3 separate regions of the Mus musculus genome follow, and regions 2 and 3 are each linked to region 1. Evidence: chromatin loops called from intact Hi-C (ENCODE). Cell type or tissue: heart. All regions are shown on one strand.

Region 1 (8,000 bases):
CATCCATCCATCCATCCATCCATCCATCCATCCATCCATCCATCCATCCATGAATCCTTCTGTTCACCCTCTATGCATACACCCTACACTGTAGCCTCTAGGCAGCTATTCTGGCCTCCTTTCTGGGCTCAGGGACAACACACTCAGAGCTCAAGTCTTTGACTGAGCACCTGGCTCTGGCCTTTCTCTCTTCCAGGAAGCTCCCTGTACCTGCTAGGTCTGGACCTCCTCCTGCAAAGTGGGAGTGAAATTACTTGCCTGGGAGGAAACTGAAGCTCGAGGGAGAGACTAGTTAAGGAGTTGAGGCAGTTGGAACAGGGTTGCACTGTAGTCCAGCAAGGGTGGGGAGTCCTAGGGGCTTCTGGGGATCTTGATGGATGTGGGGCTTTGTGGGTTTCACTCTGGCTATGGGTGCTGGGGACCAAGACACACACATCTTAGCAGGTGTGTCCCTCTGGTTCTACTTCAAGAAAAGAATTGTGGCTTCTAGGAGACAAATGGCCTTCCCACTCAGCCTTTCACAGACTTTGTTCTACCAAGTTTCCCTGGACCTCCACTGGCACCTGCAGGACACTGTCTTGGGGCAGGTGAGGGTATAGTCCTTCCTCGCTGTGGCCCTGGGCCCTTGCAGGCATCTGGGATGCTAAAATGCGCTCATGAGAGCGGGACTGAGGTCGGCCAAGTGAGACTTTCTCAAGAACTTTCTTGTTAAGTTGTCTGGTGTGTGTATGTGTACATGTGTGTGTGTGCATCTGTATGTGTGGTGTGTACATGTATGTGGGGGTGTACATGTGTGCGGGTGTACTTGTGTGCGTGGGTGAGAGTTGGGGATGGGGTCCAAACACAGGAACCAATTCCCTGAACCTTTCTCTTCCGTCCCAGCGTGAGCTCTGCTGTGCCCACGAATGGAGCTCCCTGATGCCCTGGGACTCAAGTGTCCCACACAGACACGTGGCTGGAGTACCTAAGCAGCTGGAGACTCCTCTCTCCTCTCGAGTCCCCTCCCCTCCTCCTCTACTCTTCCTCTTTCCCCTTTCCATCCCTTTCCCCATGTCCTTCCTTCTTTCTTCTCCTTACTTCCCCATCCCCCAGCTGCTGTCACAGCCTGTCTTCAGAAAAGCCAGGGACCAGTCCTCAGCTTTCTAAACAGGACTCTCTACAAACTTCACACACTGCCAGAAAGCCATCAGGGGTTCTGGTGGAGATGGGGTTGGGGTTACAACCCCCCTCTCCCCACACAGTGCTTTTAGAATCTACCACAGCCAGGGCACCCCAGAGGAACAGAAAGGGAACCCGATGCATGTGTGGGCTGAGTCATAGTTGTGTGACCTTGGGCAAGTCCCTCAACCTTTGTTAGCTTCCTGAGGGGACAACAACACCTTCCAGGATGCTTGCAGAGAAGTCACTGGGAAGGTGTTTATTCTAGTGCTCCGGAGCCAGCAGGAAGTAGGCAAGGCCTGATAGGTTTGTTAAAATCAAAACAACAAAACCCACACAAAACCAAGCTGCTCATCTGGTCAAGGAACTAGAGACTAAATATGGCTCTGTCTAGACCAATGGCTCTCAACCTTCCTAATGCTGAGACCCTTTAACACAGTTCCTCATGTTGTGGTGACCCCCTGCCCCCAACCATACAATTACTTCATCGCTACTTCATAACTGTAATTTTGCTACTGTTATGAATCACAATGTAAATATCAGATATGTGACCCCCCCCCCCAAAGAGGCCATCTGCAGGTTAAAAACCAATGGTCTAGAAGGTTGTCATGAACCTGAAAGATGTTCTGAGCTGGCAGGTAACCCCATGGCTGTGCTCTGAGCACAACGCTGGGCTTCAAAAGTCAAAGGAAGACCAACAGAGTCTCCTAACTGGACCCTTGGGGCTCTCAGAATCTGATTCACCAACCAAAGAACATACAAGGGCTGGACCTAGGCTTCCTATTCATATCTAGCTGATGTACAGCTTGACCTTCATGTGGGTCCTGAATAACTGGAATGGGGGCTACCCCAAAAGCTGTTGCCTGTACTTGGAATGTGTTCTACTAGCTGGGCTGCTTTGTCTGACCTCAGTGGGAGAGGAAGCACCTAGTTGCACAGAGATTTGAAGTGGTAGGGTTGGGGTGCGGGGTGGTGTGTGTGGGGAGGGAGGATACCCAGGAAAAAGAGGCTGGACAGACCTCTCCTCACCACAGTGCCTGGCATTCCGGGTGATGGGTTTTTCTGCCTTTTGTTGATCTGAACGCTCGATACAGTTCTCCATAATGAGCAGCTGGCTGTTATCTGGTGACGACCTAAGAGCTTCTAAGAGGTGCATGCAAAGGGGAAATTTTGGCCACCTTGCAGGAATCTTTCGAGGGCCACAAGGACCATGGAACAGGTTCCTCTTCTTGAGCTCATTTCAAGCAGCTCATTCTCCCTGTCCCCAAACCCTCTTCACCGATGCTAAAGTGGACCAGCTCCCCCTCCTGAGCGTGAGTGACAAGGGACCCAAAGGTGGACACTTCCACTCATTTCCACACCGTTTCTGCCTGTCTGGGCCTATCAGGCCTAAATAGGAAGGGAGGGAATGAAGCAGTCGTCCCAGCTTCTGCTTCTCCAAGATAGGAAACTGGGGCAGAGAAGAGAGAGGCTTTGTTTTTAGGTGTGGTCTCAGGTCTCCTAAATCATATTCAACCCGAGTGATTAGAGTACTCACTCACCCAGAATACATGAAGTCATGGGTTCGATCCCTAACCCCCCCCCCCACAGCAGTCACAGTGGGGCACACCTGTAATCTCTGTGCTAAGGAGGCATTGCCTCAAGTTCGAGGCTAGCCTGGGGTTATATAGCAAGACTCTGTCCCAAAACACAAAGCAACGGCAACAGCAACAGCAACAGCAGCAGCAGCAGCAACAACAACAACAACAACATCAACAAAAGTCATAGCCATTTCTGTCTGTCTAAAGGCAGTGCACACTCCACAAGGCTTGAAGAACCACAGGCTCACTCTCCAGAACCCGTCCTCCCCAGCAGCCTTAAAGATGACTGTACCTTGCTGGGCACATGACCATAGCATTTTCTGCTTTTGTTTGCAGCCATCTGGAAATCACATGCAATATAAATAGGGATGAACTCAGAATCCCACGCTGGAGAGATGGCTCAGCGGTTAAGAGCACTGACTGCTCTTTCAGAGGTCCTGAGTTCAAATCCCAGCAACCACATGGCGGCTCACAACTGTCCATAGCTCCAAGATTTGACACCCTCACATTCAGACATACATGCAGGCAAAACACCAATGCACATGAAATAAAAATAAATAAATAAATAAAATTAAAAAAAGAAGAAATTAGAATCTCTCCCAGTCCCCACCCCCTCTATGAGACAAGGTCTCACTATGTAGCTCAGACTGGCCTAGAACCTGCTATCCTCTTACCTCAGCTTCCCAAGTGCTGGGATTTATAGGTGTACATCCGGAATGCTAGACTACACTTCTTTTTGACATAATTGAAGGAGACAGAAACAAGCACCTGTTCATTTCTCAGTCATCCTGAAGACCTACTATGCACCTGGCTGGCTTGTGATCTGGATCAAAGCACCAGAGACAATTGTCCACTACAGAAAGTCCCCAAATGGGACTAGCAAGAGGGATCAGTTGGTAGAGGCGTTTGCTACAAAGTCTGATGCATGTGAGTCCCATCCCCGGGATCCATCTGGAGGAAGGGTCCCAAATGTTGTCCTCTGGTCTCTGCACACACATACACACACACACACACACACACACACACACACACACACACACACACACACACACAGAGTAAAAAAAAAAATGAAATAAAAAAAGGAACAAAACTAAAGCTAAAGCCACTAGCTTAGTTGTCCTTAACCTTCCTAAGGCTGTGACTTTTTAATACACTTCCTCACATTGTGGTGATCCCTGACCATAAAATTATTTCTGGTGCTACTTCATAACTGTAATTATGTAATTATAATGTAACTATCTGTGTTTTCTGATAGTCTCAGGTGAGCCCTGTGAAAGGTTTGTTGTCTTTTTTTTTTCTCCTGGGGGTCTCGACTCATAGTTTGAGAATTACTGCCCTAGTGGGTGGGGGAGGGGTCTTTGTAACTGTCAAGTTGTAATTTTGGGGACACCTACCCTGACTCTCAAGATACTGGATGAAAAAAAGACCACACAGAGTTGAGGGAAAAAAGAATTTTTTTATTAATCTTTCTTTTTTGTTAAAAAAAAGTTGATTTTTTTTTGTTTTTTTTTTTGTTTGTTTGTTTTTGTATTTTTTTGTGTGTGTTTTATTTTGTTGTTGTTGTTTTTTTTTGTAAACCTCTTTCTGGCTCCCCTCCCCAACTCTGCCCCACCCTCCTCTTAAAAATATAAAAATGTCCAGCCCCAGATAACTAGAGTACAATAAATAAACAGTAGACACAAAAACATACTTTATTTGTTTCTTCTTTATACAAAATAAGGAAACTAGAAGCGTCCGACTTCCAAAAAAGTATAATACTGTTCGTCCTGATGGCCCAGCCTCCAGGTCCCGGGCAGGGAGAGTGATCCGTGGGCAAATGCTCAATGACTTGGCGCCCGGCTCAGGGTCAGAGCAGGGTGGGAGGGTTCGAATCCTGCCAGGCCCCTCAGACTCAAAGTATGGAGGAGCAGGGAGTTGGGCTCAGGAAGGCCAGGCCCAGACCGCGCACCTTCCTAGACAAGCTGACATTGAGCCACCAGGGGGCGCCAACTCGCAGGTGGATTTGTCTTCCTGCAAAGCCACCATTCACCGGCGGTCCTCCTCATTTTTCTTCTCTGGCTGAGCTTTCCTCAGCTCGCTCGCGCTCTCTCTCTCTCTCTCTCTCTCTCTCTCTCTCTCTCTCTCTCTCTCTCTCTCTCTCTCTCTCTCTCTCTCTCTCTCTCTCTTTCTCTCCCCCTTTCAACCTCTCTTTCTTTCTTTCCTTCCTTCCTTCCTTCCTTCTTTCTTTCTTTTTTTAAAAGAGAAAGTGAGAAATAGGATTTCACAATGCCTCGGCTCGCAGGGAGGGGTAGTGCCATGGTCTCCGCTCCTTGGCCTCATCCCCCTCTCTTAGTTCAAGGAGGTGATGATGGGTGGGGGATCCGGAGGGCTTCTAAGATGTGCTTGGAATCTCGACCCTTCAGAATATTGACTTTGGTCCCGAGAAATTGCGCAGGCGCGTGCCAAAGCTCTGAGGGGTGGTGATGCGAGTGGCCTGGTTGGGTGCGAACCCACGAGAGGACTCTTGAGGCTTACCCAGGCGGCGTCCCGTCCCGGGCTTGGTGGCAGGGGGACAACTCAGCCCCTCGGCCTTACCATACGGCCGCTTCGTTGAGCTCAGGGTTGGGGTGCGACAGGGGTCCACTGTAGCCGCTGGTGCCGCTCATGGGGAAGGGCGGGCTGGGCCCGCCGCTGAACACCTCTCCCGGCATGGGGTGCAGCGCACCGGGCAGGCCCGGCTCGGGGCTCGGCGTGTCCGGATGCGAGATCATGTCGGTGAATCTGGGGTTGTCCGCGCCGTGAGGCCCGGCCAGCGGCGGTTCCAGCGCGCCCAGCGGCGTCGAGCCAGGTCCCGATGCTGCCAGGAAGCTGGAGTCGGCAGGGGACTGCGCCTGTGACGGCGGACCGTGCGCGAAGAAATCGTAATTGCCTCCCGGAGCGTAGTAGTCACTTTGGTAGTCTGCGGGAGGGAAAAGGGATAAGAGACCGTGTGAGGACAGACTGCCAGGGCCGATAGGGACCTAGGGGACCACGCGAAGGCGACTCGAGGATGCGAAGGCCAGGGCGCCCAGATAGGGCTGTCAGTACATATATGCTGAGGGTGTGTGAGAACATGCCACTGATTCTAGGTTAGACCGAGACATTGGGTGGCTCTGAGAGACTCAGGGAGAAAGCCTTGAGGTTGGGAAGAGGACCGAGGAGGACCATGGGTAAGGCTGGGAAGTAACAGAGAGAAATAAACGGAGAGACCGAGGGACTGAGAGAGACATAGATACTACCAGGACGCTGAGCAATGAGGGACACAGGCGAGGGAGGCGAGAAATCGCTGGCTCCCAAACACACAGAGAGGAGGAAATAGCCCTAGAGGCCAGAGGCGTAAAGTCAAGGGAGAGATGGAGAGATGAACCGGGTTGGTGGGGAGGTGATAGAAACTAGTCCCAGACGTGTCACCCTACTCTGAACAGCTAAGTACACGCAGAGGCGTAAGCGCAAGTACAGGAACAAACAAACAAACAAGCCGCGGTAAGGGTGCAAGGTGAAAGAAAGACTATGTGGGTAAAAAGACAGATGGGCACAGAGATAGAGAGACAGTAGACTGAGAGGAACAGGAATTGCCTTAGGCTGGGTGGCTTTAAGAAAGGAGCCTGGGGACCGAATGGCTGCTGCCAGCTCAAAGCACCAAAGTGGTTCAGAACGGGGTTGGGGCCCCAGCCAAAGAAGCAGGACCCGGCAGCGGCCAGAGCGCATGAAGCGGCGCTTTGGCCCAGGGCGCAAAGGGCGCAGAGCCAGGGACAGCGTCAGTGTCTTCTCTGGCATTTTTGCTAGTCTTGCCTAGAATTGAGAAAGCCAAGCTCAGTGTCTGTCACTGAGGGGCCCGAGGTCAGGGCCACTTGCGGGTTTCGTGTGTGTGTGTGTGTGTGTGTGTGTGTGTGTGTGTGTTTGTGTGTGTTTGTGTGTGTGTGTGTGGGGGGGGGCGTCTAGAGCCTCATGAGCCTTGCTAGGACACCCAGGATATTCTTGAAGTATTTGGGGACAGAGATCTTTGGAAGAGAGTTGACACAAATAAATGCACATCCTTCCCACAAATTCAGGGATGCAGGATTCATAGGTCAGGCGTTCAAACCATCACAAGAAATTGCTTTTGTGAGCACCCTCTGGCCTCCCCATTGATCACAGTTTCTTCCACCTCCAAATCGGGGCCCCTCCAAGATTAGGGTGCAGGACCCCACCAAAAGGAGCGCCTAACAGCCTGTTGAAAGAGACAACTCGCTTTGTAGAGCAGGGAAAACCGGCGACCTAGAGGTCAGGGTCTCTTCTGAAAACCCGCACCCTTTGCTCAGCCCTGGGGTCCGAGTTCACCGGCGGGTTCTGGATGTCATTGTCACCCCGCCCCTCTTTTTTCTTTTTCGGAAACCCTGAAACATATCCAAATCGGGGGTGGGGGTGGGTGGGAGGAGGGTTGTCTGGAGACCTTCCTGGAGTGGAGGTAGTTAAGGTAACAGCTAAAACGGCCGCCAGTTACTTTTTGAAAAAACTCAAATTCCATTCTGACCGAAAGCGAGGAAGGTTGAGAGAGAGACGAATTTGGGGGCCCTCAAAGGAACGGAAAGGAAGCGCGCTAAGCAGGGAAGGCCGTGGCTCTAGAGCCGTGCGCGCCGCCTCCGCCCATATGGCGGCCGGGCCGGAGGTAATTGGAACAAACGCTGTCTGAAAAGGGCACAAAAGCCGCAGCTGGGGCTTTGTCCGAGCTCCCACGGGGAGCCGCGGGCCCCGCCACCCGGCCCCTTTCTCGCCCGCTGACGGCCGCCGCCACCGGGATCTCCCAGTGCGGATTAGGCGGGGCTGCCGGGCTGGGGGTTGGGGGGCAGCGCCCCCATCCCCTTTTCAGAGAAAAAGAGGGTTCTGGTGTTCTGTCCCCCACCCTAACCCTCAGGTCTGCAGAGAGGGTAAGGTCGGCAGGATTAGATCAATGCAGGGTGGGCTGGTCTCCCTGAAACCTTGATTAACTACTCAGGTTGGGGCTGGGGGGGGTTGTTTCTAGGCTGGTACCGCCCCCACTATCTCCGGGCTTCGGGTCAATTTTTTTTTTTTTTTGGGGTGGAGAAGATAAGCTAGGTGGAAAGATTAGACACCCTAGGTCACGCCCATCGCCCCACAGTTCCGGCTCCCCAGTCCGCACCCCCCATCCCCCGGCGCGCCACCACATTAAAAATCACCGCTTCACGTTTTGCCAGTGATTTTCAGGGACCTTGGACTGGTCTACAGATGAACTTTCCAGACTTC
Region 2 (8,000 bases), 270 kb after region 1:
CTCTCTGGGTCTCTGGCCTCACAGTCTTCCACTGTACAAGCAACCTCCTGCCTCAGTCCCAGGACATACATGTAGCCTCTTAGCCTACAAGGTTGCAAGTGCTCAGTGACTGGCTACTCTACATGGAGCAGGGTCAAGATGGGAGAAAGTGTCCAAGAGGACCAGAGACCGTCGAGGGGCCGGGGTGTTTCTAAAGGGGCCTCTCTTCTCTAAAATATCAAGTGCAAAAAGGAGGCTCGGGAGAAAATGAGGGCCCTAATCTTTGGGCTCTAATCTTTCCACAGCAGGGTAACCCCAAGCCCCAAGCCATAGCTAGAGAATGACTCCATGTTCAGAGTGTGACCACACTGTGTGCATGGTGCAAGGATATGCGGCAGGTGAAAAGAACTCATACTGCCACTCCTGACACAACCCGGTTCTGCAGACAGATCCAGGGGAGTGGAGGAGACAGACGGAGCTGCCCCAAGAAACAGCAAGAGCAAGGGATCACTGTGGGGATGGAACGCAGCTCACTCCCACTTCCATCAAGATGAGCTTACTGGCACAGTGGGTAAAAAGGGCATGAGTCCTGGCAGGGAGGGCAGGGCAGAGCACCACGGCAGGGATGGAAAGGCCTGAAATAGCACCTGGGAGCTGAGGGTACAGCCGGTCTCCGGGGCTGTGGGCAGAGAGCCCTCTCTGTCCTCAGCTGCCCTTTCTCTTGGTTCCAGGAGCCAAGAACCGAAAGGGATGGAGGGAGAAGCTGCCACCTCTGTGAGTCACTGCTGAGGGGCTGGCTTGGGATTAGGAGGATCATGGCCTCTGGCCTGAGGACTGGACTGTAATGCAGAAGTGGGCCCACGTCTGTCCAGCTCAGCTTGTCCCTCCAGCAGCTCCGTGAGGCCCAAGAGGCACTGGGAGGGGTGAGTCACTTTTCCAAGGTTTCCCCAAGGGGAAGAAGCCATGCTGGCTTCATAGATGGTGAGCCTATGTCTGGGGCTGGCTTTGGTAAGCAGGCCTTTTTCAGGGGCAGAGTTAGGCTCTATGTCTCCCAGGGCAGCCTTGTCTGGGGGTCTGGATAGGAAACTGTCAGTGATGGCCCTGGTACCCCAACCCTCCCTGTCCCGTCTGGGAAGCCTAGAGCTCAGGACACCGTGCGTACACTGTCTCGCACTGCCGCTCTGCTGACAGGATGTCACAGGTGTGGCTCACAGGGTCCCTGGGTTATAGCAATGAAGGGAGTCAGGTTGTGTTGAACATCTGCCATGTGCCAGGGAGCTGACCTCATAGGATCGTCTGTCACAAAGCAGGAATGGAGCACTACTGTTAACCCATTTCACAGACAAGGAAATCGAGGTACAGGGCAAGGCTAGGAGGGACCTAGCTACCCTCAGTGACAATGTTTCTCTGGCTGCCAAGGACTAGTGTTTGCAGTGTATTGTTCCTTCTGCCACTGAGAGGTGACAATGGAAGGGCTGCTAGCTGAGAAGAAAGGACAAATGTCTAGGCAATGAAGCAGATACCTGCACCATTCATGACAGACACGTGCACACACCAGCATGTACTACCTGGCCCTCCAAGCCCCGTGCCCAGTGCTCTGCCTCCAAGGAGACTGGATAAATCATCAGCGTCAGGGAGAGAGCGGAAGGCACGAGGCAGCCACACTCTTGCCGCCTCAGGGGCTCTGTGCTTCTCTGGGGGTAGCGCTCACCTTCGCATCCTGCTTGGTGATGAAGTCCACAAAGCCGAAACCGCGGTGGGCACCTGTCCCTGTCATCTTCTTCGGCAGGCGCACTGTCTTCAGTTCCCCAAAGGTGCTAGAGACAAAAAGGCAGACATCAGAGAGTGAGCGCTGGGGGCCTAAGGGCTTTGAGGGACACCAAGGGCTCTGGACCCCGTCGGTTACCAGAGATTGCTAGCTGCGGGAACATCCACTGCCTGGCTCGTTCATGTGCCTTCCTGCTCCCCCATACCCAGCCCTCTCTCCTCTGCAGGCGTGGCTTTCTTCTCCCTGCTGGCCACCACTTGGGGGAGGGAGGGCACCATCAGGATGGAAGGTGCTGATGGGAAATTTTTGGTGTCGCTCCTGCCACCTGGGGGACACCTTGACACTTGTTCTTTCCCCATGGGGATAGGTCTTGAGCAGGCCGTGCCAGGCCAGGAATTTCCCCAGCCAGTGCAAGGGGATGACTATGGGAGTCAAGGCTCTTGGGTGCACGGTCAGTGGGGTCCCCTGACCTTTCCCAGGCAAGCCTCCATATCCGGGACCGGGCACGTGCCAAGCCTAAGCTGACTGACTCCAATCCATGAAATCTTTGCTGTTAACCTAGAACCTGGGCGCTGGAGATGCCCCGATGTGCAGGGATCTGAAGACACACAACCCCTCCTTCTGAGCTGCATGTCCTCTACAGCTTCCTTTGATACCTGCTATGCCAGGCAGGCAGTGTTTTGGGGCAGAAAACCCAACCAGGGACCTGTGGCCTGGACCACCCTTGGGGTTGACCCTCTCCTCTCCATTGAGTTAACCTTTGAAAGACTCTAGGACAAAGGAAATGAGCTTCCTCAGGGTCGCTTGGCTGCATGCCCCCACCCCAATCCCTTTGTAATGTCCATTTATCAAATATGTACGCACACACTGCCACTGATAAATATTCAATGCGCTCTGCATTTGAAGAGAGGTCTTATTTTTATTTGAAAATCTATACTCTCTGGTGGCCACGGGGTCCATGCATCCATACACCGTGGTTTGGGATGCTTCAGGCCAAGGACCGATTGGGTAAAGAACACAGTGCAGGCCATAAGCCCTCACACAATGATGTAAGTTAAATCTGGGGCGTTAACCTGCAGCCCTGCCAGCATGAGCCGGCATCCGCTGGCCCCATTTCTGAAGGCAGGGCTGTGTGTAAACGCAGCATTATGAAGCCTAAAAATGAATCGGCACGTCCAGCTCTCCCTGTCAGCTCCCCCCATCCCTACGCCTGTGCAGGCCTCAGGGAATGGAGCTGGCGACAAGGCTAGCCTCCCCAGGATGGGAAGGAAAGAGGCAGAGGGGAGTCTGGCCAGACTCTTTGCTGAGAGGGAGCTCTTAGCTGATTTGGAGGGGGGTCGGAGTCTGAGCAGGTCAGATGAGAAGCCTGGAGAGCCACCAGTCAAACAGCCAGCAAAACCTTGCTTTATTCTGCCACCTAAAGGCCTGCACGTCCCACGACACACGGCCTTGGGTCCCTCTACCAGTCTCTATGCGTGGGTGGTGCTGACAGGAACAGGGAGAGCTGGGGATGGCTGAGGCAGGCTCCCAGCCTGGTCCACAGAAATGGCTCATTGGTCACTGGTTCTCTAGGTCACCTGTGGGGACATTGCGAGCCCAAGTCTGAGGGCTTGGCATCTAATGTAGGAAGGCTAGATAGATGACATGGGGCAGTCAGGCTGGTTGTCTGACAGAGCAGAGGGTGCCAACACCCACTGCTCTCCAGCTCTCCAGCCACACTCCCCTCATCTCCAGTACGCCTGTCACAATGCCACTGCCCATAGTGAACCAACTAGAACCACCCAGTCTGTGTGTGTGTGTGTGTATGTATGTGCAAGCGAGTGCAATTCTTCTAGTGAAAGGACCCCCACTCATCTTGCTTGTGCCGTGCCTGCAGCCTGGCGCCCAATGTCTGCCCTGCACAGGTTCTGCCAAAACCACTTCCAGAATGACCAACAGCAGGAGACAGCCGGAAGAGGCAGGGACTATGAAGAGGGGCTGTGGAGTCCACCACCCAAGTCTTTCCACCCTGCTTTACAAACAAGCCATCCAGGGAAAGCAGCCCTGTTCTGGGTGGGAAACAGCAGAGGGTGATGTCCCCTGCTTGGCCACAGGATGGTTAGTTCAAGCCTGCCCTGTTCCCCACAGAGACAAGCCAGAAGTGGGACTTCTTCCTTCCCCAAATATGGCTAAATCCAGGGTGAAGTGGTGTATGTGTATGTGTGTAAGGTGGTAGCTAGTCCTAGTGACCCACCCAGGATTGTGGGGGCAAGGGAGAGGACCATGTGCACCTTCTTTTTGCCTGGCTGTGTTGGGGTAGGGAGCAGGGAAGGGAGACAGAGAGAGGGAGAGGAGGGCAGGGTTGGGGATGGCTGCTGAGGTTAATGCCTCCCCTCCACATCGCGCTGTGAGCGTGGATGCTCGGTGCATGGTAAGCAGCCGAGGGGCCGGAGGAAGCAAGGAAAATAATTAAAAGGTGGAGAAAGAAGCTGGTGAGGAGGCGGAAGGAAGGGGCCGGGCTGCTGTGGTCTGTAGATGTGCATCTCAGAGTGCGGTGGCGGGAGCCAGGACAGTCTGGAGCCACCATGGAACTGGAGTGGGGATGGGAGCTGGGGGCCTTTGGGAGAGTCCACAACCTAGGCTTGGGGCTTCTAGACTGAATGGCCAAGGAACTCGTGCCTAAAGACCCCAGGAGCTTCAGGGGGGTGATCCTGGTAAAGAGCCAGGCTGAGGAGCAGCTGAGAGTTAAGAGTTAGAGCTTAGGAAGAACTTACCAGTATGTGAGGACACTTCTAGAAATGTAGACTGGAGGCTTCGGAACACTGTCATTGTCCATTACTACTACTGTCACCTCAGCGACAAAGGAGCCCCCCACCCCCACCCACCGCTCAGCTCTGAGACCTGCCACCCCCAGATGTAACAATGCTCGCTGGGGTCAATACTGTCACCACCTCTGGCTGACAGATGAGAAAAGCATGGGGCAAAGGGCGAAGGTGACAGACTGGGGTCTGAGGGGAGGCTCCTGCCCTGGGTGCTCAGGTACAGGGCTGGCCAGAGACCGGCCCTGGGTGCTTGTGCAATGCAGGGTTGTGGGAAGCCAATGCCGAGGATGGCGGAGAGATAGCCAAAGAGAATTAAGGAGGAAAAGAGAAGGGTGGGGGAGGGAAGAAAAAATAAAATCAATGAAGTACCTTTCGTTCCAAGGAGATAAGAGACATATAAATACCAGCCATTATGAAGGTTCTTATCTGCTGGCCTGGTCTGTGAGGCCGGTTTTTAAAAGAGGCCTTTGAAGGGACTTCCATGTGAACCCTGCCTCCTGGGAGCCAAGGCCACGGTCAGTGGGAAGAGGCTGGCTGGGGGCCACCAGGGGCCAGGGATGGAGGAGGAAACGTGGCACCTAGGGATTCATCCCCAGCCCAGTAGGCCGGGGGACGGAGCTGCACATGCTCCCCACTGTGTAGATAATAGAAACCACAAAATAGCAATTACTGTATCAGAAGCTGTGAATAAAGAGGCCAGAGCGGGCTTTTAAACACAGCCCTCCTCCCCTCCCCCACCCGCTCACACTTCCCTAACAAACTCACACCTCACTTTTCCAATTATTTCATTCACCCTGGGTTCACCAATTACGCCTCCCGCACCACGGCCCCGCCTCCTCCGCCAGGCTGCCACCACCAGGATTGGTGGCAGGTCGGTGGGTTTTCAATGACAACTGGAGTTTGCTGTGGGTGGTTCTGATTTCTTCAGGTGTGTGGGGTGGGACGAGGCACCTATGACATGGGCCAGTCGTATCTGGTGCGAGGTGGGTGTCCTCTCTCTGTGGGTCCCCTCCCCATACAGGCACTATCCCTAGCCCAGACTCATTACTTGCCAAGTAGATGGGCTCAGAGGAAGGAAGGGAGGGGAGGGGAAAGGGCCCTGTACAGCTGAATTGAGTGACATAACTGCTCTGGAGCCAGAGCCTGGTCCTGGGCCGTGGAAATAGGCTAGGAGGTGGGCCCATGTGCACCCCACCAAGGGCTGGATGTGGTACACACTGGTTCAAGTTCACGTGGGAAATCCATTCTTAGGTCCTTTCCCTACCTGCCCTCAAGGCATTGTGGAGGCATGTGCCACCACCCAATACAAGGAAGAGGAAAGGCGGTATTGTGACAGGATAAACTGCAGTATCTTCTTGCGGTGAAAAACTACTTCAAATGTGGCCCCCCGCTCGAACTATCATGCTATACGCGTGCGCACACGCACACACACACACACACACACACAAACACACACACACACACACACACACGGTGTGGCGCTGCAAGCAGCGGCTGATACATTCAGTCCCGTGCATTCTGCGGCATGAGAGAAGACCTGGACTATGGGACTCACATGGCTCCTGAAAGCAAGGCACTGTAGCCTCTGCTTTACAGAGAGGGAGGAGACCTAGGTGACAGGGTTCATGATGGGTGTCTGGTCCCCAGGCCTGCAGCTTGGCTAACGGTGTCCATGGCTCAACCTGCCTACTACCAAGTAGCCAGAAGCCAGTGGAGCCATGCCTTGTGGGAAAAGTGGCTGTTCTTTCGCACTCAACAAACAAGGGCTCGACGCCTGAGAGGTCTGATCATTGCTACTTGCTCCCACAATGCCACTCTAAGGGAGGGTGCAGATAATTCGAGGATGTGCAAACCATTCCCATCATGGCCCATGTGAGGCTGGCAGCTGCTCCGATAGCTTCCCTGTCCCTTAGAGTCCTCGTGTGGCTGAAAGTCTCACTGGGCAGCCAGAGAGCCTAGCAGCAAGCCTGGCTTATGGGCAAGGGAGGGCATCCAAACAGCCCACTTTTGCTGGGATGCAGGAAAACCAAATCTGATCTCTAGTGAGGCAAATAAGCTAAAGGCCACACCCACCCCACAGCATATAACAGATTCGGCATCTCAGACTCACACTCTCAGTGCTGAGGGACCTTTATCTTTCTTGTCCAATCATTCCCTGTCCCTTCTCACCTGTTAAGGACCCACAGTGGCTTTCCCTTTGAGTGTGCACCAACCCCAGGGCCTTAGCATCAGCTGGTCCCATTACTTAAAGCCCCAGACCCAGGTGTCTACTCATTCAACTCTCCCTCTCTGTCATCTTCACAGCTCAAAATCTGCCCCTGCCCCTGGTGCCCACTCTGCCCTAAGCCACTATGAAGATTGATACCATCTGAATAGCTTATCTGTCTTCCCTTCCTCAGCTAAAGACAGAAAGCATACTCTGACACAGCGGGGTCCCGTCACTCAGCTGAGTCTAGCGAGCTGTGCGTAGCACTGAGGAACACCCCCACCTCTCTCTAGATGCTGATCAACATTATGTGTTCTGAGTGTCGAGCACAACCCACCCACTGTCCACTTAGGCACTCACATTCAGGCAGAACGTTTGGTCTCTTTCAGATGCTGTCCTTGATGTAAGGTGACCCATGAGTCCTCTACTCTCTGAGTCTGGTAGCAGGAGAGAGGGGCCTGTCCCATACTTGTTGATGAAACTGTTTCCACACAATGACCTTCTCAACTACTTCCTGCCAACCAGGAAAGAGGTGGTCCCTCCAAAGATGATCTGGGCTAGGTGTGACACCTTAGTGGGATGCGTCCACTCCCACAGCCAACCAGGCGTGGGCAAGCAAATGTGCACGTGTGAATGGCAGTACTGGGTCTGCTCTGCAGAAGTGATGGCCCAGGGTTGGTTAATGGAGTCTCTGCCTCTTTGTCCTCGCTGGCTCTTTAAGAGTGCCTTTTACACTGAGCCCTTCCAATTACTCGGCGCTTCGGCCTGGTGAGAGCCGGTGTAAAAGGTTACCTAGTCGCCATCAGCCAACACTCCCTTTCATTTTTGTCTCTTGAAGGCTGAAAAATGGCCTGGTTTCCGAGCAAGCGAGAGGAGCGGAGGGCAGCGTTTAACGTCTCTCAATAGCCTTTCATGGGGCCCTTGCCGGGCAGGCGCGGCCTCTGCGTTTTCTAGATGAGAGATCGAGGTCTGAGTGGTTAAACGGAGTCTCTGAATCTAAGCTGGAGCTGAGTTCCAGGTGAGCTTAGAAGCTCCAGGAGGGGATGCTGAAAGGCCGCCCTGGCCTGACTGAGCCTCCACGGGTGACTGTGGGCAGAGGGGATCAAGTTTACTAGAAGTCCCCAGTGAGGAGTGGCCGGTGGCCCAGTGCTCCACCGCTACCAGGTCAGTCCCTGAACAGGCAGGTCCCATATTCCCCAAGAGACTGTCAAGAGATGTGAGTCCCTTGCTACCTGGCGATCCAGAG
Region 3 (8,000 bases), 230 kb after region 1:
CAAAGGCCCAAGCCAACCTCAGTCACTCTCTCTGGGCTGGAGAGATGGCTCAGAGGTCCTGAGTTCAATTCCCAGCAACAACATGGTGGCTTGTAACCAATCATCTGCAATGTGATCTGATGCCCTCTTCTGGTGTGTCTGAAGACAAAACAACTGCAGTGTACTCATATACTAAAATAAATAAATAAATCTTTGAGAGAGAGAGAGAGGGAGAAAGAGAGAGAGAAAAAGAGAGAGAGGGGGCTGATGAGATGGCTCAGCGGTTAAGAGCACCGACTGCTCTTCCAAAGGTCCTGAGTTCAAATCCCAGCAACCACATGGTGGCTCACAACCATCCGTAACAAAAATCTGATGCCCTCTTCTGGAGTGTCTGAAGACAGCTATAGTGTACACACATTAAATAAATAAATAAATAAATCTTTTAAAAAAAAAAAAGAAAAAGAGAGAGAGAGAGAGAGAGAGAGAGAGAGAGAGAGAGAGAGAATGGACTAAGCCCCTGAAACAGCAAGCCAGCCCCAATTAAATGTTTTCCTTTATATAAGAGTTGCTGTGGCCATGGTGTCTGTTCATGGCAATTGGATTCTGACTAAGACTCCCAACTGCAGCGTAGAGCCTTTCTTTCTCAAAAAGTGGTCTCTGCTCACCCACCTTTTTCTTGAGGATTCTCGGAGGTAGAATCAATCCCAACATTTAACTATTTCTGAGATGCTGTCTCTCCTCATTGGGGAGGGGGGGCTTACTCATGAGATGACGTCTCAGGGCCCAGAACAGTTTGGGAACTGAGGGCTCGCTCCATAGAGAGTCGGCTAGCTCATCCAAGCAGAGATGCTAGGGTCCATGTAGTGGCATGTGGCTGTCATCCCAGCCCTTCAGAGGCTGAGAAAGGAGGGTTGTGAGATCAAGCTCAGCCTGGGCTACATAGTGAGACCCTGTCTCAAAACAGAAAAGTAAAACACTAAAACCAAGCCAAAAAAAAAAAAAAAAAAGAAAGAAAGACTGTTCTCTTCTTTGGTCACCCCACGGACTTATGTGAGGAGAGGGGATGTGGCCCCAGCATCCAGCTTGTGGGCCTCTCAACCTCAAGGGGGGTTGAAATAAGGGCTTAGATGAGACCCCTCAGGCCAAGCGTGGTGGCGCACACCTTTAATCCCAGCACTCGGGAGGCAGAGGCAGGCGGATCTCTGAGTTCGAGGCCAGCCTGGTCTATAGAGTGAGTGCCAGGACAGCCAGGGCTACACAGAGAAACCATGTCTCGAAAAACCAAAAAAAAACAAAACAAAACCCAACCAACCAAACAAACAAAGAAACAAACAAAAAACCCAGAAGAGACCCCTCAGGGGATACCCCAAGTACAAGGGGATTCAGCATCTGCTTTTGAGCTGGGTCGTACATCCAGCTGCAAACTGAACACAAATTATATAATGTGCACTGTTTTCGTTTGATGTTCTTTGACTTAGGGTTTCTATTGCTGGAATGAACACCATGACCGAAAAGCAAGTTGGGGAGGAAAGGGTTTATTCAGCTTACACTTCCACATTGCTGTTCATCACCAAAGGAAGTCAGGACATGAACTCACACAGGGCAGGAACCTGGAGGCAGAAGCTGATGTAGAGGCCATGGAGAGGTGCTGCTTACTGACTTACTCCCCATGGCTTGCTCAGCCTATGTTCTTATAGAATCCAGGATCACCAGCCCAGGGATGGCTCCACCCACAGTGGGCGGGGCCTTCTCCCATCAATCACTAGTTGAGAAGATGTCTTATAGCTGCATCTCATGAAGACATTTTCTCAACCGGGGCTCCTTCCTCTTTGATGACTTTAGCTTCTTTCAAGTGGTCACAAACCCAGCAGGTCTCTCTCTATGTAGCCCAGGCTGGCCTGATCCTGCCTCAGTTTCCAAGGGACCCGGATCACAAGTGTGTGCCACCATCTGTTGCTTACGATGGCATGCCCACCTCAGCCTGCCCGAGACCCCACCGGGCATTAGATTCTGCCGAATGGAGCACCATGATGCTAGAATCTTCCAACCTGAATTATATATTGGTGAAAGACAGAAGTGACTTCTGCAAATCGTCCTCTGACTAAGCATGGTTGTGTTAAATAAATACAGTGTTTATGTTCAACTGAAAAAAAATATGACCCAGACTTTAAAAGGCTGCTCCCTTGTTAGGAGCAGGAGGTATGTGCTTAGGACATGGGCATAAGAGCACACACACTCTCGGGGCTGGTGAGATGGCTCAGTGGGTAAGAGCACTGACTGCTCTTCTGAAGGTCCTGAGTTCAAATCCCAGCAACCACATGGTGGCTCACAACCACCCATAATGGGAATGGCATGTCTGAAGACAGCTACAGTATACTTATGTATAATAAGCAGGAGCAAGGACTGAGCAAGTGGGGTCAACCGGAGTGGATAGAGGTCCTAAAAAAAAAAATCAATTCTGAACAACCACATGAAGGCTCACAACCATCTGTTCAGCTACAGTGTATCTATATACATTAAATAAATAAATTAATAAGTCTTTTAAAAAAAAGAGCACACACACATACATATTGCACACATACATACACTTGTGCACAGCCACATATATGTGTACACATATATGCATACATATCACACTTCAAAATAAAAGAGGTGAGACCCTAGGATCACTGACACAACCTCGTGGTTCGTTCCTCTATCCTGGAGATATGAGGCTTGCAGACCAGTGGTCAGGTGGGCTCACACTGGAGCCCAATGCTTTCCTTTCAATGTGAACCTGGCTTTGCTAACCCACGATGACCCAGCTATGCGGAGGGATCTGACTGTCGCTTACACACAGACCTCACAGCCCTGCCCAGCCACAAGGTCTCATGGCCTGTGGGAAGGCCACCATGGCTTACCCTGGGTCACTCTGGCAGCTCCTACTCAGACAGCCCTGTCTAAGTGACTGTCTGTCATTAGGTCATTAGGTCATTCCCAGTGAGGCCTGCATGAGGGGCACCAATATTCGGAGTATTTGTTGTGCACTGCTGCCTCCTGTGTGGGTTCCACTCTCTTCTTGTCTTCCTGACATGATGTTCCTCTCCCCTGATATGGATTTAATTCCCTCATGGTCTGTGGGCCTCAGGGTCCACTCAAAGCTCCTTTAAGCGCAGGGTCTATGGATCTGCCCCTCCATTCAGAGCCTGGAGTGACCTGGCTCTTGGGGTGCCAGTCCACCCCTGAGCTGAGGACCCCTAGTGTGACAATCTGCTGTCCTTGGTAAGGGGAATGGGAAAGCATTGGGGGGCAGGTCTGGATCCCCACCCCACAAGCCTTCTTGTGCTCCATACTCCATCTATATAATATCCCAGTTTGGAGCCACGGGTGAGCGTGTGGCAACAGAAGCAAGGCCAAGCATCCTTTAGGAAGGTGCCATGCAAAACCCCCTCCAAGGCCTGGGACAAACCCATCACTCTCCTGCATCTCCCCTCTGTGGAACACCTTGGCCCACGAGCCTTGCGTGGTGGCCCCACTGTTCCCATAGCCACGGCTGCTTCTGCGCAGCCTGCCTAGCCTTTGGGGGCCAGGGAAGGCAACTCAATACCTGGAGCCCAGGCAGCGGCCTGCTGTATAAGCACGGGCTCCATCGCTGCAGGACTCCCCTGGGAAGCCAATGGAGGAGACCAGATCTGGATAGCATCTTTTACTAGGGGACCAGAGGGGCCCTCCAGCCCAGTGGAGCCTGCAGAGAAAGGCAGGTCCCTCCCTCTCCAGCAAGACTGTTATCAAAGAGGGAATTTGAATAAGGAGTCACCGTCCCCCACCTCCACCCCACGGTTTCCAGGCGACATTGGTGTCTGTTGTGGTTCGCTGTCATACAAACCCTTTCCCCGTAAGACAGCGGGTCCCACGGGGACAAGGGGCGAGGTGGAATATTTTATCAGCCGGGTACATGTGTAAGAAAAAACAGGCCTGAAAAGCCAAGTCTCGTTTTCCTGAAAAGGGTGAAGCAGGGAGGGGGCTCTGGTGGGATTTGCTCCACACCAGGTACAGGCTCCCACACTGCAAAGTGATGGCTATTCGGAGGCTGACTGGGAACAAGTTTAAAAGGCATCTGGGGACACACACACATACATACACACACACACACACACAATACATACATACACATACACACACATACATACATACACACTATATATACACACATACACACACATACATACACATACACACATACATACACATACACACTATATATACATACCTACATATACATATACACACATACACACATATACACACACTACATACACACACATACATACACATACACACACATACACACATATACACACATACATACACACATGTATATATGTACATATATGTGTGTACGATAAATATAGGTGAAAGGGGAAAATGAACATTTTAAAGCTGAGGCTGGGTGTGGTGGCATGTTTTGTTAGCTCCAGCACTTGGGAGGACGATGCAGGAAAGAGAGAGAGAAGAAATCTTGAAACTAAAAAATAAAAAGGAGAAGGAAGGGAGGGAGGGAGGAAGGAGGAAGGAGGGAAGAAGGAAGGGAGGGAGTAGAGAGGAAGGAAGGAAGGAGGGAAGAAGGAAGGGAGGGAGGGAGGAAGGAGGGAAGTAGGAAGGGAGGGAGGAGAGAGGAAGGAAGGAAGGAGGGAAGAAGGAAGGGAGGGAGGGAGGAAGACTTGAAAATCACACATGATTGGGAGAGACTCTCCTGAGACTGGGGCCATTTTCACATTTATAGACTTTTATACCGTTGAGTTTGTCTGGTTTGGATGGAGCTTGACCATGTAGCCCAGGCTGTCTTTGAATTGGCAGTCCTCCTGCCTCAGCCTTGAGTGCTGGGACAATGGGTGTCTGCCAGGTGCTCCATCTCCACTTGAAGACTTCAGGTGCCTGGGCTCCTGGATGAGCGAATCTCGGTGGGGGCGGCCTGACTTTCCGCTGGGTGGCAGACTTGAGTCCATTCTGCCACCCAGGTTCTGGTAACATTTCCTCTGGCTAGTGTGGCCTCCCTTGGGGTCAGAGGAAACAGGGTCAGGCTCAGGGTCACTGCAGTAGAACAAGTCGGTAGGCCCGGCTTCGGCTCTGTGCCACCTGCCTGGCTGAACGCCGTTCTCCAAGGGGCCTAAAAGACTAGGGGGAGTGGTCACCTTGAGAAGCGCTCGCCTCGGGCCTCGCTCGCTTTGCCAGCGTGTCCTGTGAAGGTGACCACCTTACAGGTTGCCGCCTGCCGAGTGACAAGCAGAGGGGCCACTCGCGCACTCACACCGTGTGTCCCCCAAGGAGTCTGGTCCATCACCACCCTGCATGTTAGGCTAGCCCGGCAGCGGCAGCGGCGGGGTAGGAGAGACAAGAGCTCACAGCATGGTTACAGATCAGATCTGGGAGGCTGCTCTGTGCCTTCTCGGGGTGAGCCCCCCAGCTCATCTGGAAGTTGGTGAGATTTAAAGCAAAACAAGTGGCTCCGGAAGGGGAGGAGGGGCGGGGAGAGGGGAGGTGAGTGGAACCCATCTGGGCCAGGCTGCACGTTGAAATTGCCCCGCATTAAAAATTCAGCGGCCGGAGAAGTTTCCAGGGATTTGTAGTAATTAGATGACAGAATGCTGGCAAACCTCAGGCTTGCCAAAGATGTTACACAGGGGTCAAAGACTCCACACTTTCGGCGGGGTAATTTGTAAGTGTCAATCACTCGCAGCCATCAGAGAGAAGCTGATCTGAGGACTGCATTCTAACGAAGCTACTGCAGCCAGACCCAAGCCTGTGACTCTAGCTCAAGTGCCCACAGTGGCTGCTCTTCTGCTGGGACTCAGACCCAGGCCTCCAACTTCTGTCTTGAGTTCCTCCCCCCCTCTGTGGAGAGATCCCTGCCGAGCTGGTACCACCCGAGGGGTGAGACATAGGCTCTCTGCCTCTGTAATAGGGCAGGTACTTGGTGTTAAGAATGGATGGCTCTGCACATCCTTAAATGACGTCTCCAGCGCCTCCATACAGGTCAAGTCATTTCCTAGTCAACACCCCACAAGGCAGGCACCCACTGCACATGTCTTATTCTTAGCTCCAGTGAGGAATTTAGAAACCAGAGAGGCTAGGAGACCACACAGCTTACAAGAGAGTCCAGGCCAGAAGCAGGCTGAGCAATTGCATGTTCCACTGTATACCACCTCCCCCCCCACACACACACACAACAGCTGTGTGACAGTCTTCAGGTCTCAGTGTTTACATCTTTGAAGTGGGGGCAAGAGGAATATGAAGAAGAAATGTCCTCTATAGATGCACCCATTCATTCCCCAACTGTGTATCTTGGCTGGGCACCACAGTGTCAGAAGTAATCCAGACTCTGAGCTGGAGAGATGGCTCAGCAGTTAAGAGCACTGACTGCTCTTCCAGAAGTCCTAAGTTCAATTCCCAGCAACCACATGATGGGTCACAACCATCTGCGATGGGGTCTGCTGCCCAATTTGGGTGTGTCTGAAGAGAGCAATGGTGTACTCACGTACATAAAATAAATAATTTTAAAAAATTAAAAAAGTAAAAGAAAGAAACAGACCCTGTCCTTGCGGAACATGAGAGAAGAAGAATGTTCAGTAAAGTGCAGTGTGTGTGAGGTTGGTAGGTGTAGGACACATGGACTTAGCCAGGGTGGTGGGACGGGGGGCCTTCCTTCCCATCCTCATGGAGCAGGACTTCCTTGGAGATATCTTGGAGCAGAGGGTCTTTGACTGGGGGGGGCAACAAGGCCAAGTCCATGCTGTGTGGGGACATCAAGATGACCCAATGGCTAGAATGGGAGGGAAGAGTCAGGCTGGGGCAGGGCTTAGTGGGTCTGGTAGCTACGAGGTCCCCAGTTCTACCCAGGCATGGTTGGTGGTTCTCATGATAACAGAGGCAGGGTTGGCAGAGTTGGGGCAGCTGTAACATCGTTGAGAGTGAGAGTCTGAGAAAACAGACCAGGTAAAGCCTAGCTTGGATGCCCTGCTAAAGCTACGAGCTCTGAGCAGAGTCGGGTGGGGATGGTGGCACCTGGGGTGAGCCAACTGGTCAGCAGGTGTGAGCCTGCAGAGGCAGGGGCCTCTCTGGCTACCTCAGTCCTGTGGGGGAGCTACAAAGGAACGTGGAGAATCCAAAGGAAGGTTAATTCTCTTGCAGCCTATTCTCTCCCTCGCTCTTCACACCTGACATAGTATCTTCTATGTCAGAGCACTGGATGTGGAGTCCAGCAGACCCAGGAACTGAAGCGTGACCCTGCTATTTCTAAGCTGTGTGACCCTGGGCAAAGCTATAAACCTCTCTGAGCCTATGATACTCCAACCCCCCCCCCCCACATACACACTAATAAGTCACAGGTAGGTGTGAGAAAGGCTGCGGGGCTTCAAGCTCTCTAGTGTCACAGGGTCACAGCCTCTAAGAATGATAGAAAGGATAGCCTTTGCGGGTTCCTGGAATGTCCTAAACAGTGAATTTGTCCCCAACAGTGTCCCAAGAAAAGAATTTGGAGACCCTAATTGAGTTTAGGAAAACGAACTCAAATGCTTTGAACAAGAGCCCACAATTTCAGCCTGTGCCTTCATTGTGAGCTGTGGCCCTTCCCCAGCAGGCTCTGCATTCTTCTGTATGAAGACACAGCTTCATCCTTCCTCCGGGGATGAGTCAGGTTGAGCCCCTGTAAATTCCTCTCTCAGAACCCTCCCTGAGTATTCAGCCATTTGTCTGGGGGAGGGGCAGCAGAGAGAGAGGGGGGGAAGAGAGAGAGAAAGAGAGAGAGAGAGAAAGAGAGAGAGAGAAAGAGAGAGAGAGAGCTTGATCATCCCCTCCCCATGCCTGGGTCTCCATCCCAGCCTCTGCTTCGGGTCCAGCCGGGCTGAGAAACCACTCAAGGGGAAAATGAGAAACCGTGGGGTTTCACGGGTGGCAGCGGCTGGGCACCCCACCCCCATCCCCGAGCAGTGGCTCTGCAGCTGCTAGCCTCGGTGGATGGACAGACAGACAGAGCGGTGAGAGGG

Evidence for each region. A loop is a pair of places that touch in the nucleus more often than their neighbours do. Peaks named below come from ENCODE experiments on the same cell type or tissue, not always from the same donor. Only the 100,000 strongest peaks of a DNase experiment are listed, where the experiment ranks them.
Region 2: it touches region 1 in a loop (4-fold over the local background); 2 of 42 quality-filtered maps call a loop at or near these places.
Region 3: a loop joins it to region 1, with 4 times the contacts of the local background. A loop is called at or near these places in 3 of 42 quality-filtered maps.

Annotation. Positions count from the first base shown.
Region 1 is chr5:120,437,634-120,445,633 of GRCm38, reverse strand. It overlaps Lhx5 (LIM homeobox protein 5), which reads right to left. Exons shown (of 5, transcript NM_008499.5): 5 at 4,177-5,676. The coding sequence ends at 5,309. Among named protein-coding and RNA genes, the nearest start is that of Lhx5, 9.7 kb to the right of the region's middle. In heart, a CTCF peak has its summit at 4,700 (motif pointing right); a DNase peak (open chromatin) is centred at 4,663; H3K4me3 peaks cover 1,714 bases; H3K27me3 peaks cover 7,107 bases.
Region 2 is chr5:120,169,655-120,177,654 of GRCm38, reverse strand. Rbm19 (RNA binding motif protein 19) reads right to left here. Exons shown (of 24, transcript NM_028762.1): 22 at 1,691-1,796. Among named protein-coding and RNA genes, the nearest start is that of Gm10390, 34 kb to the right of the region's middle. In heart, a CTCF peak has its summit at 3,165; DNase peaks (open chromatin) are centred at 614 and 3,284; H3K27ac peaks cover 916 bases.
Region 3 is chr5:120,208,436-120,216,435 of GRCm38, reverse strand. No RefSeq gene overlaps it. Among named protein-coding and RNA genes, the nearest start is that of Gm31836, 23 kb to the left of the region's middle. In heart, a CTCF peak has its summit at 4,935; a DNase peak (open chromatin) is centred at 5,046; H3K4me3 peaks cover 1,008 bases; H3K27ac peaks cover 409 bases; H3K27me3 peaks cover 3,843 bases.